Linked DNA regions of Homo sapiens: regions 1, 2 and 4 are each linked to region 3. Evidence: chromatin contacts called from ENCODE Hi-C or POLR2A ChIA-PET data. All regions are on one chromosome and are shown on one strand. Each heading gives the region's core, a stretch centred on a gene start or an enhancer-like site at or near the end of the contact. The rest is flanking DNA. Distances are from core to core; before and after follow the strand shown. Region 1 overlaps LOC124900683 (a long non-coding RNA gene). Region 2 has its middle 28 kb from the start of LINC02473. Region 3 holds the start of CCDC149 (coiled-coil domain containing 149). Region 4 has its middle 65 kb from the start of SOD3.

The links. Hi-C counts contacts between places; a loop is a spot of excess contacts on that map. ChIA-PET counts read pairs that join two places held with the same protein, here RNA polymerase II (POLR2A). Pooled maps may share reads with other maps.
Region 1: a loop to region 3 is called in a map of PC-9, with 4 times the contacts of the local background. The contact joins the enhancer-like site here to the promoter of CCDC149 in region 3. A Hi-C loop is called at or near these places in 1 of 168 maps with a recorded cell type or tissue (PC-9) and 1 of 50 pooled maps. POLR2A ChIA-PET finds 5 or more read pairs at or near these places in 1 of 52 experiments (T-cell).
Region 2: a pooled map shows a loop between it and region 3 (2.2-fold over the local background). The contact joins the enhancer-like site here to the promoter of CCDC149 in region 3. A Hi-C loop is called at or near these places in 1 of 168 maps with a recorded cell type or tissue (esophagus muscularis mucosa) and 2 of 50 pooled maps. POLR2A ChIA-PET finds 5 or more read pairs at or near these places in 1 of 52 experiments (WTC11).
Region 4: a map of ascending aorta shows a loop between it and region 3 (5-fold over the local background). The contact joins the enhancer-like site here to the promoter of CCDC149 in region 3. A Hi-C loop is called at or near these places in 4 of 168 maps with a recorded cell type or tissue (ascending aorta, endothelial cell of umbilical vein, mammary epithelial cell and 1 more) and 11 of 50 pooled maps.

Annotation. Positions count from the first base shown.
Region 1 is chr4:24,762,414-24,765,214 of GRCh38, forward strand. LOC124900683 (a long non-coding RNA gene) reads right to left here. Exons shown (of 3, transcript XR_007058079.1): 2 at 1,309-2,801; 3 at 1-589. Among named protein-coding and RNA genes, the nearest start is that of SOD3, 32 kb to the right of the region's middle. Within about 2 kb of position 1,343, at least 7 of the 41 ENCODE cell types and tissues checked have a DNase peak (open chromatin) inside an H3K27ac peak, as active enhancers do; they include PC-9, where a contact is called at or near this core.
Region 2 is chr4:24,686,167-24,689,302 of GRCh38, forward strand. No RefSeq gene overlaps it. Among named protein-coding and RNA genes, the nearest start is that of LINC02473, 28 kb to the left of the region's middle. Within about 2 kb of position 1,400, at least 2 of the 41 ENCODE cell types and tissues checked have a DNase peak (open chromatin) inside an H3K27ac peak, as active enhancers do.
Region 3 is chr4:24,911,377-24,914,360 of GRCh38, forward strand. It overlaps CCDC149 (coiled-coil domain containing 149), which reads right to left and starts at 1,666. Exons shown (of 13, transcript NM_001395273.1): 1 at 1,441-1,666. The coding sequence starts at 1,488.
Region 4 is chr4:24,729,267-24,732,021 of GRCh38, forward strand. No RefSeq gene overlaps it. Among named protein-coding and RNA genes, the nearest start is that of SOD3, 65 kb to the right of the region's middle. RefSeq lists an enhancer at 1,031-1,531. Within about 2 kb of position 1,430, at least 5 of the 41 ENCODE cell types and tissues checked have a DNase peak (open chromatin) inside an H3K27ac peak, as active enhancers do; they include ascending aorta and psoas muscle, where a contact is called at or near this core.

The DNA.
Region 1 (2,801 bases), core at 93-2,592, 150 kb before region 3:
GCATGACTCATGCTTAACTCTCAATCAATGATAACTTGGTATCAAGCTGGACATAGACCAGAATGTCAGCATAGTTCAGGGCTATTTTTGACATACATGTAAGCAATGCAGAGGAGTAGATCTAGCTCAGGCTACAAATGTTCTCCTGGGCCAACTTTCCAGAAGGAGGCTGAGAACACAGTAGAAGAATTTTATTGAGAAAAAAAAAAAAAAAGCACTAACTAGATAGTAAAGGGCTGAGTTAGACTGAGCAGGAGAGGATTCTATGGCTACAACGAGTGTAAATTCCCTCCTAAGATCAGAGTACTGAAATTTCACACCAGGTCCACCAGAACAGCTTTTGAATTTATGATGCTTTTAAATATGCTTTAAGATGACAACACCCAATCTGGTGAAGTTACAATAAAACTTCTATATCATAAGTTGCTGGTGGCAAATTGGTACTATCTTTTAGGAAAGTAATTTGGCAGTATGAATTAGAAATTATGAAAATATTCATCCTCTGTCACTTGATTGTTCTTCTTTGGAAAGTTATTCTAAGGAAATAATCCAAACGAAGGAAAACAAGGAAGATGATTGTTTTCATTACCTATATTGAAGAAGAAGAAAAAAACAGAAAGCAGCTATGTAATTCAAAGGATATTTATGTAACAATATAATCTAGTTATAATTGGGGCATATCAAAATTACTTGAAAACGTAGCGGTTTAGGCCGGGCAATGTGGGTCATGCCTGTAATCCCAGCACTTTGGGCAGCCAAGATGGGAAGATCACTCAGGCCTAGGAGTTTGAGACCACTGTAGGCAACATGGCAAAACCCCCTCTTTACAAAAAAAAATACAACAATTAGCCAGGCATGGTGGCATGTGACTGCAGTCCCAGCTACTTGGGAGGTAGAGGTGGGAGGACCACCTGAGCTTGGGGAGGACGAGGCTGCAGTGAGCCGTGATTGCACCCCTACACTCCAGCCTGGCTAACAGAATGAGACCCTAATGAGATGCTGTCTCAAAACAAAAACAATAAAAAATAGCAGTTTAAACCAGTCATGTTCATTTGCTCACATTTTTTTTTCTTTGGAGACGGAGTCTCACTCTGTCGCCCAGGCTGGAGTGCTCAAGCTCTGCCTCCCGGGTTCATGCCATTCTCCTGACTCAGCCTCCCGAGTAGCTGGGACTACAGGTGCCCGCCACCATGCCCGGCTAATTTTTAGTATTTTTAGTGGAGATGGGGTTTCACTGTGTTAGCCAGGATGGTCCATTTGCTCACAGTTTTATGAGTCAGAAATTCAAAAAGGTTGGGAAGTTCTTACTTGGAGTCTGTCGTGGACTGCATTCAGATCTCTGTTGGGGCTGTAGTCCTCCAATGGCATGACTAGGCTTGTCATCCGAGATGGATCACTCACATGACAGGCAGTTGGTTTCAGCTGAAAGCTTAGCTGGGCTGTCAGCCAGAGCACCTACACGCAGCCTCTCCAGCATAGCAGCCTCTCCAGCATAGCAGCCTCAGGATAATCAGATTTCTTTACAGGGTTTTTGTTTCTCCCAGAGGTAAAATCCCAAGAACACCAGGTGTAAGCTTCGTAGCTTTTTCTAATCTGATCTTGAAAGTTATGCTGTGTCATGTCTCCTGTATTCTTCTGGTTAAAAGTGAGACATTAATGCTGGCCCAAACTCAAGGGGAGGGGATACACACTCCACCCATCAATGGGAGGAATGTCAGAGGAATTACAGACATGTTTTAAAATTGCTACAGTCTTATTTGCATACCTCCCACATGCAACATACTCTCTCCCTTATCAAGATCTCCCAAAGGCTCAACTATTACAGCATCAGACTCAGGCTGGACGTTCAGGATCACATCATCTCAGTCAGGTCCAGGTGTAAATTCATCTGCTCAAGTTTCTGAAGACCTCAGGACTAAAGAGATCAAGGGTTAGAATAAATAAAATAGACACTCCTATTCCAAAAGGAAGGGATGGCAAGCACAGAGCAGTCACTAGTCCAGAGAAACTTGAAATTCAACTGGGTACCTGTCACCAGTTCTTTGTTCATGTCATCCAGTACTGTGGATTGTACTAATACTGATTTGTACTAATTGTACTAGGGGATTGTTCATCAGTACTGATTTGTACTGATTGTGCTAGGGAATTCCTCCTCTAGGTTCTCAGCTCCTCCATCTGGGCTCCTGGTTTTTCCCTCTGAGTCGTCCTTCCCTTTTAATAATAAGCAGCCTGTGAGTGCGGCGGGGTGGCTCTCTCATTTGGCTTCCTTCCCACAGAAGGTTGTGGATCAGAACCACTTTCATTTTGTGCTGCTTCTGTCTCTTTCAGACCAAGATGATATTGCTTCTGCCAATATAATTCCCTTGAAATATTTGTTAGCTTTTATGAATCTTACTAGAGTCCCTTCATTGGACAAATACCACAAAGGGTCTTTGGGATAGCCTCTTCTCTATCTTTGATTCTCTATAAGGCTGCAACATCTTTCAGAGCCTAGAAGCTCTATGATTTAAGAGGGGTGATCTACTACAAAGCATGATCTTAAGATCTTTAGATACATTTTATCTAGCAGACCATGTCTAGGAGATACCATTTTAAATCTTTCTGAAATCATAAAAAAAGTGTTGTAAAGTTGCCCCTCTGGCTTTATTTTTACCCTTTGGTGGCATTTTCCCGAAAGAGCCCTGAGTTTGATCTTTTCCCTAAGGTCCTTTCTTACTTTAAGAATCCTTTGCTGACTGAAAATATTCTCTTGAGCCCTTTGTATTTCTTTCAAATTTCCCTTGAAAATAAAATAGTTGGTT
Region 2 (3,136 bases), core at 150-2,649, 230 kb before region 3:
GCCATCACCCAGTGCAGTTACCTGTGATACTAGAAAATATTTGGAAATCTCAAAATATAAACAAATGTCTGGAAAAGATCAGAGAGAGAAAAAAATGAAAGAGAGAAAAGAAGAAAAGAAAAAGTAGTAACAGGAGGGGAGGAAAGCATTCTAGAAAAAGAGTAACTACTAATTATTGAATGCTTGCTCTGTGCAAGGAGCTTTTCAAATGTTTCCTCATAAGAATTCCACGAGGTAGGCATTTGATGACTTTAAATGGATGTAAAAACTGAGGCTTAGAGGGGTGAGGCTTTTCCCAAGCTAGGAAGGGGCAGGACCAGCATTTGAGTCCAAGTCTGTTAAGTCAGCCTTAACCACGGCCTGGTACTGCCTTCTGCCTATAGATCTGACCAGAAGAGAGCGGGAAGGAAGGGGTGTTAAAAATGCATCTGCTTACAGGCCAGGCGTGGTGGCTCACGCCTGTAATCCCAGCACTTTGGGAGGTGGGCAGATGGCTTGAGAAGGCTTGGTAGACCAGCCTGGGCAGCATGGTGAGACCCCGTTTCTACAAAAAATACAAGAATTGGCTGGGGGTGGTGGGGCACACCTGCAGTCCCAGCTACTCGGGAGGCTGAGGCAGGAGGACTGCTTGATCCAGGAAGGTCGAGGCTGCAGTGAGCTGAAATCTCACCACTGTACTCCAGCCTGGGCGACAGAGCTAGGCCCTGTCTCAAAAAAAAAAAAGAAAAAAATTATTCATCTGCTTATTCATCTGCTTACTTGTCTGTTTTCCTCTGCTGTGTTGTAATCTCCTTGAGTATCAGAATCAAGATTTAATCCTTTGTCTCCCCAGAGCCTAAAGTAGTTCTTGAAAGGCAACAGACAATAAAAGTTTGATGCATGAACAAGCAAATGAACATCTGCAACGAGCCCAAGGCCAAGGGTCAAATATCTTGCCTTCTCTAACCCTGAAGTCATCTGTCATCTCTCTGGCTCTCAAAATCTAGGGAACTGGTTTGTCTTCCTCCATCCTCCACACACCCAATTCTATGGCCCGGGAAGTAAGTCCAAGGTCTTGTCTGGAACCTCTGGAAATTCCTGGGTTTAGGAACAGCCTTGTGCTCTCATTACCCCCCTTAGCCTCCTGACCCTGGTGTCTGTCCCGCTGTTCCCACTACGCCCATGAATCAAATCCTGACTCTGTCACTTGCCAGTTATGTGACCTTAGGTAAGTCAATTTTGGATTCTGGGATTCAGTTTCATCCTCTGTAAAATAAGTGCCTTGACTTAGATAAGGATGGCAAACCCAAATGCCTACAAGGATCAGGCAAATATTGAAAATGAGCGATGCAGATCGCCTAAGACGATAGGGAGTGGGGAAAACGGAAAAGCAGGCGGGAAAGGGCGCCCCCTGGCAGAGAGAGAAGCTACTACCCATCTTTACCTGTTATTACGTAGGAATGAGCGCTCAGTGTGGTCACATTTCCAGTTTTTTTTTTTTTTGGTAAGATGCGGGAAGTCTGGATTTTTATGTGAAATCTTTCAATTCTTAAATGTTGACACAAAATTTTTCAGAAACGCAGCGTGAGCCAAACTCAACACATCTGTGTGCCGAATTCAGCCCATGGCCTCCAGGATACAGCCTTTAGACCAGATGATGCCTAACATCTTTTCCACCTTTGAAAGGATTTGGCCTGGTGGCAGATCATCCCTTCAATCTGGATGTTTTTGGCTCTCTGGACTATTTTTGCTACAGTTTAAGCAGGGTGGACCAGGGCTTAAGAGTAACTGTGTTTATAAACACCCTGAAGAATTCCATATGGTATGCCGAATGTGAAGTTGGCTTAATTTGAAAAGATTAAATGTACTCAGGCAATTGCAGAGTTGTCTGTTTTGCAAATCAATGCAATTTGTCGGTACAGGCCGGGAAGGAATGAGCTTTGGGAAGCGCAGCTGGTGTGACCAACAAGCCCAGTGGTAGTATCATAACAGGAAAGCCAGTGTGGCAGCAGCTCCCTTCTCCAACACTCACATCTCCTCTTTGCATGCACTACACACACACACACACACACACACACACACACACACCCTTGCCTCTTCCCTGATGGCTGATTCAGTTTACTGTTTTTAAATTTGAACCATATCCAAATAAAAAAGGGTTCCTTTACACATATCCACGGACAATGTGGAGAATGCTTAGCAATCGGGGACCAGGTGTCTCACCTGATCGCAGCAACTTTGGGTCATGGAGAAGCCCTCAGTGAGGTACCCGAAAGCTGGATACACAGACCTTCCTATAGTATTAACTAATTGTGGGAGCTTGGACAATTATTTCCCCTCTTCAAGCCTTGGGTTCTTATCTGTGAAATAATGGGAATGAACTTGGATGTCTTAGGTCCCCTCTAGCACTGACAATCTTCATGATCTTTCATTCCCCACGAGGCAGGCAAGGGGAACCACTCTTGTTCTCTCCCTTAACATTGTTTTTGCTACAGACCATGGATAGCAACTCACTGGTCTAGTGTCTAGGCATGTCGATGACCATGGATTTCTATGGACACCACCTTGAGCAGCTGGAAGAGATTCTGGTCTAACCTGTCATGTGAACGTAAGGTGGACCTTGAGGCATCTATAGATCCCATGTAATCCTGGCACAGAGGGTCCCTTGCCTTTCTCCCCTCTGCCATTTCTGGTACAGTTCAACAGTGCACAAGGGGGTCACATAATCAGGTTCCTTGATCAACACGTCTCAACCTGTAAGGAAACCACAAAGCACAAAGGAGAAAAAGAAGAGGAAAATTGTATGGAAATCAGAATTTGGACACGAATAACAGAAAAGCAACTCAAACCAGCTTAATCTTAAATAAGGGGATACTTTAATGTCACGAGAAGCCCAGAGTTATTCCAGCAGCTCTAGAAATGGTCAACAGCTTATTGATGTCTTCAAAGACCCGTATCCCTTCTGTTTCTCTACTTCGTTATAGGCCAATTCTCCTCCTTGTAATGAAATTGCTGCCACTGTTCCAGGCATCATGTCTTTGCACACTTTTCTTTCATGTGTACCTTTTTTTCCAGTGTGCTAATTTTCCAGTAAGCCCCTCAAAAGACCTCCTTAATGGCCAGAAATGAGTCACACGCTCATGCCTAAAACAATCAT
Region 3 (2,984 bases), core at 416-2,915:
CTTATTCACCACTGAATCCCAAGCACCTCACAATGTACTGACTCCTAACAGGCACCTGATATGCAATTGTTGGAGTAGTGAAGATTCTGCTGCTATTTAAGGGCCTAACACTGGACTTCTAAGGAGAACTACCTCCAGCCTCCTTGACTACTAAGTATGATTCTTGATGGGACCAGAAACAAGGTCCCCAGAGGATCTGCCCCTTAACATAAAGCCTGACAGTTTGAGAAGATGGAGCCAGGCTGCAATACAATGGATCATAACACCAGACAGTTAGGAGAGCTTTCAACTACTAGACCAATGCTGAGCAAACTAAACTAGGGCAGGAGCTACCGCATGTCATTCCTCTTCAGAAACACAACGCTCTGCACACACTGGGCATGAAGCACTATTATCAGACTGACCTGGAGACCCAGAAAACGATGAAAGGAGTGAGGGAGTAGAGGGTTTCCCTTCCCATAACCCACAAGGAAAGGAAAAGAGCAAACCGATACACTCTGCATTGTGTGCACAGGATTAAAGAAAAGGAAGCCCCAAGTTGGCCTTGGCTGGAGCTTGGTTCTCAGAAGGGAGAAATTCCCCGGCATGGGTAAGTAACACCAGGAATTGCCCCCACAAATGGTGGCAAACCAGGGCAACTTACCTGGTTGCCTCCAGGTGAGAGGGAGAAATCCGCATTCCCTCTCACCTGGAGAGGCCGGCAGCTTCTCCCGGCAGGCCGGCAAACTCTTAGGGGGAACTGAAGAGCAAACAGCATAGGATCCTGAAAGTGGACCCCCAGGGTATGTTTATGACAAAAGAGTCGCAGGGCAGGGGGACACGGTGTTCTGTGCTTCCACAAATCGAATCACTTCTGCACCTGTGTTTCACTTTTTCGATAAATGCCCCTCCCCACCTTACACATGGTAGGCCTGCAGTAAACACGTGTTGATTGAATTGAGCAAGTGAATGAGTGAACGGCTGCAGCGGACCCCCGAACTCCCCCAACTCGAACCACCGCCGCAGGTAATTCCACCTGGCCCAGGTTCCACCCCAGGGCTCGGATTCTCCCCCATGGCACCACCTTCCCGTTTCAGTCCCAGGCGTCCAATTGTTTGGCTCCACAACAGTGGCGAGCGGGCAGGCAGGTGGGGCTTGGCACCTTCTGCTCCCGGATCCCAGGGCTTCAGCCTCCAATCCAGGGCCAACCCCTGCCTTGGGGGGAAGGCCCCTCCCCAAAGGCTGACACCAGATGGCGCGGAAGAAAGTGGCGCCCGCGCAGACCCGAAAGTGCAGGAGGAGCGGCGCACCTGGCGGGGTCGCGCGGGTGCGGCAGCCGCGGCCACTTGGAGTGCGCGCCCCCCTCTCGTCCCTCCCAGCTCGGCCTCTCTGGGGGCGCGGGCCCGGGGCTGGCGGCCGCTCGGCCCGGCCCATCCCGCCTGGCCGGCGCCGCGGCCTCACCTCGCTCACCAGCCCCTGCCAGTCGCTCTCAGTCCGGTCGCCGTTCATGGCCTCCTCCTCCATGCGCTGGCCGGCCTCCTGGACCCCCGCCGCCTCCTCCTCCTCGCGACGTCGCGTCGCCGCCGCCGCCCGGGCCCCGCGCGGCCCCGAGAGGGCCCGGCGCCTCCGAGCCGCTGCGCCGCCGCCTCTCGCGGCCGCCAGCGCTGTTGACTCCACGTCAGCCTCCGCCGGAGGGAAAGGGAGGAGGGGCGCGGCCGCCGGGGCCGCAGACACAGCCCGGGCCGCAGCCGAGCCCCGCCGGGCCCGCCCCGCGCCCTCAGCCCCGCGACCTCGGGCTCCGCGCCTCCTGCCCGGCCTCTAGGCAAGGGGAAGCCAGGGTCTCAGCCTACAGGTCACTCCGGACCCCTCAGCGCTCTCCGCGCGGGAGGCGGGCCCCACGGGCAGGCCTGTGTCCCCCGCAAGAAGCAAATCCCCAAATCCAGTCCTTCTCCGACCACCATCACGACTCCCACGCCTAGAATGCAAGCTCCCCGAGGGCAGGGGTTTCCTTGGTTCGCAGATGTGCCTTTGGCAAGATCCTGGCCCATAGGAGATGCTCTACATATATTTATTGGACGAATATTTGTTGAACGCAAGAATGAATGAACCACGTTTTATTATATACTTAGCATTGTTTTTTAAACTATTAGTGCTTGCTTATATATTTTTTAACGTATCATTTGTCATTAATAGAAAGCAAATGTAAAAATTGAAAATAAAGCATTATTCAATTCTAAATAGGGCCAAAAACTCTGAGGGAGATGGTTAGCATGGGTTGAGAGAGGTGTCAAAGACAAATTGGCACTGGTGGCATTCCATGGCTCATGCCTGTAATCCCAGCACCTTGGGAGGCTGAGGCAGGAGGATCCCTTGAGGACAGGAGTTCAAGAGCAGCCTCGGCCACAAAGTGACACACCCCCTCTTTACAAAAAATAAAATAATTAGCAAAAGGGGAAGGCATTGGCATTAAGCTGAGACTTCTCCTAAGAGGAAAGACTGAAAGAGAATGACAGAGGGAAGGTGAATCACACACATAAGTCAATCGTATTCAAGGTGCTGTTCCTGTGACACCTAAAATCCCCTCTTGGACCACTATCAATAGTGAGCCCTCTGTACTCGCAGAAACGCTGTGTGTGGAGATGAGCAAGTAGGTTGAGAAGTTGTGAACCCATTGTACAGTTGTGGAAGCATCATTACCAACATTTATTTATAATTTTTAGCCCCTGTTGATCCTGGATCAACCCTGTGAAATGGATGTTATCCTCATTTATTAGATGGGGAAACTGAGGCCTGAAACGTGGAGAAACAGGGACTCAACTAGGACTTCTGGCTCTAGCATCTTGGAAATCTAAGAATGAAGTATCACCTTGAAAGTTTGTTCTTGGCCTTGTTTTGCACATGATAGACTGTTTGCAAAATGGCAGCAATCATTCCCCTTCTTTGTCCCTTGCCCTGCCACTGTCTCTTTCACTCTGTGCTCAGTCATGTAACTTGCTTTGACCAAA
Region 4 (2,755 bases), core at 180-2,679, 180 kb before region 3:
AAAAAGACTGAGATCCTCCAAAGAAGAAGGAATTCTGCCTCCACACTGCCTTTGCACTGAAGACTGCAACATCAATTCCTGGCAGAATTTCCAGCCTGCTGGCCAGCCTTACATATCTCAGACTTGCCAGCCCTCATAATCGTGTGAGCCAATTCCTTAAAAATAAATCTCTTTCTATGTTTAAGTCTGTATCTCTATCGTGTATAATAGGATATATGCACACACTCTATTTGTTCGGTTTCTCTGGAGACCTCTGACTAATATAATACCTTATGCCTTTCTGGTAGATGAATAAGATGATGATAATGACAATGACGGTGCCCATTTTTTAGTCCCTACTATATGCCAGATGCTTTTCTTGAGCTATCACAAATGAAGAAATCAAAGTGAGTTGAAATAACTCACCCAAAGTCAGAGAGCTAGAAAGCGACAGAGAATGGAGCCAGCTTTCTGGTCCTAATCACTAGAACAAATATTTCTAAGATTTCTCTGGCAATCCGTTTTCTAAGCAGTCTAAAGATGCATTATGGCAAAAATTAGGCAGCCAACTATGTTTTCCAGATGTGGTATCTTATTCTTTGAAAAACGATAGTCCACTGGGCAAGTCATATTTGTGTAAATGTAGTATAATATTTGGAATTAAAAGAAAGAGGAAATCTATTTACTTCCTTTCCAAATTCATTACCACAGCAACTCCAATACCTGTCACCTGGAACTCAAAAACCAAGTTCCATCTGGATGACAGAAGACAAAAGACTATTCCTGCCTTTTTCCGTTGGTTTTGGGTTTGGAGATGTTTGGGTTTTGCACGGGGGAGAGTGATGATAAATGATCCTGAAGCCCGAGCTTTCTCTTTGCATGCAGCCTGGCCCTCAGGAGCATAAGCTAATGTTCCAGAGAGATGAAAAAGAGATAGAGTTTGAGGGCGGCTGCCACCTGTCCCCGTGTAGTACGTGCAATACAGGTGCCATTTATTTCACCTGTCACACGTACACAAATATGTAAACCTCAGGAAAATCAGCTTTCCATCTTTCTCTGAGAAACTTGGTGTGAGCTTTGGAAATTAAAAAAAAAAAAGGTGGGGAGCATCCTTCACATGCTCTTATTTTTAGCTCCTCTCTCCTTTGCAGAATGGCTAACGCCAACTCAAACTATTTCTGCAAAGAGTTGCTGGGGACAAAGTGGAGATGTGGGTAGGCCTCCTTGAGCCAGGCTCTCAGAAGCAGGTGAGATGCAAGATAAAGCAATCGCTTTTCAACCACCTTTGACGTAAGTGCTGGAGATTTCTTCAATTAGCTTAATCCTTTCCTCCTGACATACACTTTACAGGAAAGCAAATGCCATAATTATCCTCCCCCATCCTCTCTAATCCCTGTCTGTGTGGCATGCCGACAGATGCTTTTCTGCTTGCCCGCGCTGCCAGCCTCTTGGAGCCCAGTGCCACAATGAGGCGGGCTGTGTGTGACAGATTGCTAAATCTGGCCTCCTCGAAGCAGGAGACTCGGCGTTCAAGTGGCGCCGGCTGCTCACGCCTCCCTGTGGGGCCGAGGCAGGCCTGGCTTTGGGCAGGCCCAGAAAGTTCTGGAGGGCTGCCTTGTGACTCAGACAATCCCTTGCAGAGATGGCCAGCCCTCCAACACTGACACAGCCCATCACGGGTAGCTTGCTTCGTTTAGGATTTCAATCTGGGACCCTGCCAGGAAAGGCCTTTTTCCACCAGGGAAGAGTGTCCAGCACCCAAATACCATGGCAAGCATGGGGTGTCTGTCACTTGATAGCAACAAGAAAGTTACCTGATCTTATCCCACTGACTAAATGCAACAGCGGCCCATCTGTTGGCAGCCATGTACTCATCTATATATATCTGTTATTTACATCCTTAACACATTATATATTTTTTTTGAGGTCACTATTTTGGATCCAGGAACTGTTATTAGAATTCAGTCCTACCTCTGACTTCCTATGTAACCCTTGAGTCACAGCCTCTGAGCCTCAGTTTCCTCATCTGTATGTTTGTAACCATTTTCTTTTGCAAGATCTTTGTGAAGATTGAGTAATATCATCAATACAATGCAGCTAGTATATAGTGGGTACTTAACAAATGTGATTTATTAATGAGACTAACTATAGCATAGTAACATTACTGCTATTACTAATAATGTATACTTTGCTAGTGCTTTAGTTCATTCTAGTTTTCAAAATAATTTCATATAACATTTCTTTATCTTCTGCAGAGGCAGATATCATATCCCATTTTATTTTTCAGATAAGGTTTGAGATGCTGGAGATCATAGAGATCAGGGGTTTGCATACTATGGCCAGTGGACCAAATCCGACCCACTGTCTGTTTGTGTAAATAAAGTTTTATTGAAACACAACCATGTCCATTCAGTTCTGCATTGTCTGTGGCCACCTTTGCACTGCAAAGGCAGAGTTGAGAAGCATAGGCTTGCAAAACTTAACGTATTTCCTATCTGACTCTTTACAGAAAATGTTTGCTGACCTCTGACATAGATGATAAGTGGTGGAACCAGGAGTGAAATAATGCACCTGTCTATGGATGCCTCAATCTAGGGTTATATCAGGAACATGCCTTCTCTAAATGAAAAAAGCAATGGTGGCAGCAGACAGCAAAATAATTCTGAAATTGTTTTTGTATGTTTTTAATCTACCTAAAATATATTTCTGCATCTCTTAATATAGTGTGCACAGCAGTGTCCCACATCCAGAGCTTAAGGTAGTTCAGAACTTGGGC